Regions from separate parts of the Homo sapiens genome. Here region 2 is linked to region 1. Evidence: read pairs that join two places in POLR2A ChIA-PET (ENCODE). Cell type or tissue: HepG2. All regions are shown on one strand.

Region 1 (2,500 bases):
ACCTCAGCCTCCCAAAATGCTGGGGTTACAGGAGTGAGGCACCATGCCCAACCCAGGCCTAACCATAATTCTAAATCCAAGTCCAACCCCTTCCCACTTTCCTGAAGGGAAAAATGAGGTGCAGAGAGAGGAAGGAACCCCTAACCAGGTCCCTTTAGGGTCCCAAGAGAACCCTGGCACTCTCTGCTGGCCTCCATCCCCCTAACTCTGCCCTTCACTTCCTCCCCTCCAGCACCTTCCAGAAAAGCTCTAGGTGGCTAGTCCCCCTCTGACCACCTTCTCCCACTTTCCCCTGCCCCTCACTCAGCTCCAGTCACACCAGGCTCCCTGCTGTCCTTATGCTCATCAAAGCCCCTCCTGCCCCAGGGCCTTGAATTCACTTGTTGTACCTTCTACCAAAAACACTCTCCTCCCACACACCCACAGGCTCCCTCCTCTGTCGCCTCCTTCAGGCCAGAAAAAGCGCCACCACCACCACCTCCCAAACTAAAACAGCAACCCCTGCTCCTCTCTATCCACTTGCCCTATTTTATTTAATTTTATTTATTTTGAGACACAATCTCACACTGTTGCCCAGGCTGGAATGCAGTGGTGCAATCTCAGTTCACTGCAATCTCCACCTCTTAGGCTCAAGCAATTCTCCCACCTTAGCCTCCCAAGTAGCTGGAATTACTGGTGCACACCACCACCACGCCTGGCTAATTATTGTACTTTTTTGTAGAGATAGGATCTCACTGTGGTGCCCAGGCTGGTCTCAAACGCCTGGCCTAAGCGATCCACCCACCTTGGCCTCCCAAAGTGCTGGGATTACAGGCGTGAGCCCCTGCACCTGACCTATTTTACTTTTTATAGCTTTTATCTCTGCCTGACATTAAATGCCATATCAGGTTTTTTTTATTATTATTATTGCCCATCTCCCTCCAATAGGATTTAGCCCAACAAAGGAAAGGATGTCTCTGTGCAAACAGCCTGGTACATAGTCCATGCTTGACAAATATTTGTTAAATGATTGAATGGCTTGGAAAAACCCAGATGAATGAGGTGAGGAGGGTGGGGACGGGTATCCAAGCACAGGGAACAGCCTATGGAAAGGTCTGGAGCTTCTCCGATCCACCTGCCTCCTCTCCTGCATGGAAGCCTAGGTGCTTTTTTTTTCTGAGACAGAGTCTCACTCTGTCACCCAGGCTGGAGTGCAGTGGTGTGATCTCGGCTCACAGCAACCTCTGACTTCCGGGCTTAAGTGATTCTCCTGCCTCAGCCTCCTAAGTGTCTGGGATTACAGGTGCCCACCACCACACCGGGCTAATTTTGTATTTTTTTTAGTAGAGGTGGGGTTTCTCCATGTCGGTCAGGCTGGTCTCGAACTCCCGACCTCAGGTGATCCACCCGCCTCGGCCTCCCAAAGTGCTGGGATTATAGGCGTGAGCCACCACGCCTGGCCACCTGGGTGTTCTTTCTAGGGTCAGGAATTAAGGGGACATTTGGTCCTTTCTCCCCAAGAACAACCTCTCCAGGCCCAGCCAGAGCCAACTCCAGGCCTTGACAGGCCGGCACAGGAAGCCACACCCTGAGCAAATATGACGGCCCCCTCTGCCTCGCCCAAGATAAGGGGAGGTTGAAAGGGGTTTGGAAACCTGCTTCAGCCTAAGACATTAGCTCCAGCCAAACCCTCAGTCTCAAGGCCTCCCCACCCCTGCCCAGAGAGGACAGGACAAGGATTCTGCCACGGAGGCCCAAGTCTGACGTTTACATCTAATATATATTGATGATGTCAGTGGTGGGCAGGGTCTTGAAGAGCAGATAAAGGAGTTCCCAGCCTCCCTCCCGCTCCCAAGGAAACTAAGTGACTGGTGAGACAAGAGGGCTGGGCGGGCAAGGGGTGACCCTGACCAAACAAGGTCATAGACCCGTGTCCCCAGATGGCTGTGCAGAGAAGATAAGACTCATCTGCTCCAATCTTATGAGGCAATGGCCCGGGGCCTCAGTTTACTTGTCTGCAAAATGGGTTTTCTTGGGGGTGGGCAGCGGGGAGATGGATAACAGGAAAAGCTGAAGCTGTCAAAAAGAATAATGGGCCAGGCACGGTGGCTCACACCTGTAATCCCAGCACTTTGAGAGGCCAAGGCAGGTGGATCACTTGAGGTTAGGAGTTTGAGACCAGCCTGGCCAACATGTCAAAACCCTGTCTGTACTAAAAATATTAAAATTAGCCAGGCATGGTGGCGCATGCTTGTAATCCCAGCTACTCGGGAGGCTGAGGTGAGAGAATCGCTTGAACTTGGGAGGTGGAGGTTGCAGTGAGCCAAGATCGCACCACTGCACTCCAGCCTGGATGACAGATCAAGACTCCATTTAAAAAAGAAGAAGAAGAAGAAGAAGAAGAAGAATGATATCAGCAGAATACATCTACAAGCTGACCACTTCTCCCATCCCTGGTTCAGCCGCCACTACCTCCTGCCTGGTCCAGCACTACCCAACAGGAGCAAGAGTGGAGCCGCAA
Region 2 (2,500 bases), 100 kb after region 1:
GTGCAGAACAGTGCCTAGCACACATACACGTCATAGGTGCTCAATAAATAGATGCCAAATGAATACACTGAAGTGAGTCTTCCCAACAGCCCTATGAAGTCAAAAGTGTTCCTCTCCCGGCTGGGCGCGGTGGCTTATGCCTGTAATCCCAACATTTTGGGAAGGTGAGGCAGGTGGATCACTGAGTTCAGGAGTTCGAGACCAGCCTAACCAACATGGTGAAACCCTGTCTCTACTAAAAATGCAAAAATTAGCTGGGCGTGGTGGCGCACACCTGTAATCCCAGCTACTTGGAAGACTGTGGCAGGAGAATCGCTTGAACCCGGGAGGTGGAGGTTGCAGTGAGCCAAGATCGCGCCACTGCACTCCAGCCTGGATGACAGAGGGTGAGACCCTGTCTCAAAAAACAAACAAACAAATGAATGTTCCTCTCCCCATTTTCCAGAGGAAAAAAGTTCAGAGAGGTGACAGTACCTGCCCAAAACCACACAGCCTGAAAGAGGAGAAGTCAGCGTTGGAGTCTTTAAGGCCCCCAAACCATCTACTTATTTTTTTGTTGTTTCTTTGTTTGTTTGTTTTTCTTTTGAGATGGAGTTTCACTCTTGTTGCCCAGGCTGGAGTGAAATATTATGATCTCAGCTCACTGCAACCTCCGCCTCTGGGGTTCAAGCTAATTCTCCTGCCTCAGCCTCCTGAGTAGCTGGGATTACAGGCAGGTGCCACCACGCCTGGCAAATTTTGTATTTTTTAGTAGAGATGGGGTTTCTCCATGTTGGTCAGGCTGGTCTCGAACTCCCAACCTCAGGTGATCCGCCTGCCTCGGCCTCCCAAAGTGCTGGGATTACAGGGGTGAGCCACCGCGCCCGGCCTACTTATTTTTTAATAAGCCCTGTCCTGGCTTTCTTTTCTCCCTACGCTGCCACCCCAGGATTTTTGGGACCCTGGATTGCTGGGGAGAAGCAGATCTCTTAGTATCTCCGGCTGAGTACACACAGGCTTCGATCAATACTGAGCTGTCTTCAAACAAACAGCTCAGGAAGTCCGGGAACATTATTCGACCACAGCAAACAAGAGAGCCAGCAGGAAGCGGGGCGGTGGGGGGGAGGGTGGCGGTGAAACCAGCCAGGGAAGCTAAAAACAGATCCAACCTGCCGCCAAAAGCAAATGGAAACATTAGGAGGCACTCAGCCGGCTCCCAGAGGACAGTGATGGGGGACACAGCCAGGACAGCAGGCTGACAGGGACCTCGGGCCTGATGGTGACACCTTTGCCTAGGCCATACCCTCCGCCTCCCCCACCCTTTCCTCCTCTCCCCAAACCCTGCCTGATTAAAATTCCAGTCCACTCCCACCTAGTCTTTCATTCTTCAAAACATACCACAGAAGAGACAGCCTTGGGTTTGTTACTTCTCAGCAAGGCACTGTCATAACTTTTGTTGTTGTTGTTGTTGTTTGAGATGGAGTCTCACTTTGTCACCCAGGCTGGAGTGCAGTGGCACGATCTCAGCCCATTGCAACCTCCGCCTGCCAGGTTCAAGCGATTCTCCTGCCTCAGCCTCCCGAGTAGATGGGGTCACAGGTGCTCACCACCATGCCTGGCTAATTTTTGTATTTTTAGTAGAGACAGGGTTTCATCATGTTGGCCAGGCTGGTCTTGAACTCCTTACCTCCGGTCATCTGCCTGCCTCGGCCTTCTTAAGTGCTGGGACTACAGGAGTGGGCCCCGCCTGTCATAACTTTTGCTATGTGCCTGGCATTGCTTTTTTTTTTTTTTTAAGATGGGGTCTCTGTCTAGCGGAGTGTGGTGGCGTGCACCTGTAATCCCAGCTACTCAGGAGGCTGAGGCAGGAGAATCGCTTGAACCCAGGAGGCAGAGGTTGCAGTGAGCCAAGATAGCGCCATTGCACTCCAGCCTGGGCGACAGAGCAAGACTCCATCTCAAAAAAAAAAAATAGGGTCTCTGTCAGCCAGGCTGGAGTGCAGTGGTACAATCACAGCTCACTATAGCCTCAATCTTCTGGGCTCAAGTGATCCTCCCTCCTTAGCCCCCAGAGTAGCTGGGACTACAGGTGCCTGTCTCCACACCCGAATCATTTTTAAATTTTTTGAGCAGTGAGGCTGGGGCTGCTGTGGACACTGGATGTGATGGGACTGTGTCAGTGGTCAGTGTCACCGTGGTTGTGATCTGTGTATGGTGCTGTGGCCCCTGGGGTTGCTGTCTGCACGCTGCTGTTCTCCATCTGAGAAACCTCCCTTTAGGGGACGACACTGCCATTGAGCTGGATCTCATCACCCCACTGACCACTGAGGACCTCTCTGACCCTCAGTGTTTTCATGGGGAAAATGGGGACCAGCCTGACACAAGCCCCACAGGCTGGGTTTTTTTGTTTGTTTGTTTGTTTGTTTTAATGTTTTAATTTAATTAGAGACAGAGTCTCACCGTGTTGCCGAAGTTGGTCTCTAACTCCTGGGCTCAAGTCTCCCAAAGTGCTGGGATTGCT

The links. Peaks named below come from ENCODE experiments on the same cell type or tissue, not always from the same donor. Only the 100,000 strongest peaks of a DNase experiment are listed, where the experiment ranks them.
Region 2: POLR2A ChIA-PET joins it to region 1 with 5 read pairs; 5 of 35 experiments call an interaction of 5 or more read pairs at or near these places.

Annotation. Positions count from the first base shown.
Region 1 is chr19:44,693,976-44,696,475 of GRCh38, forward strand. No RefSeq gene overlaps it. Among named protein-coding and RNA genes, the nearest start is that of CEACAM16, 3.9 kb to the right of the region's middle. In HepG2, a CTCF peak has its summit at 441 (motif pointing left); DNase peaks (open chromatin) are centred at 1,016 and 1,676.
Region 2 is chr19:44,795,816-44,798,315 of GRCh38, forward strand. All of the region lies in intron 9 of CBLC (Cbl proto-oncogene C), which reads left to right. Among named protein-coding and RNA genes, the nearest start is that of BCAM, 12 kb to the right of the region's middle. RefSeq lists a silencer at 2,484-2,500. In HepG2, no CTCF peak of the experiment used is centred here; a DNase peak (open chromatin) is centred at 1,046; H3K4me3 peaks cover 291 bases.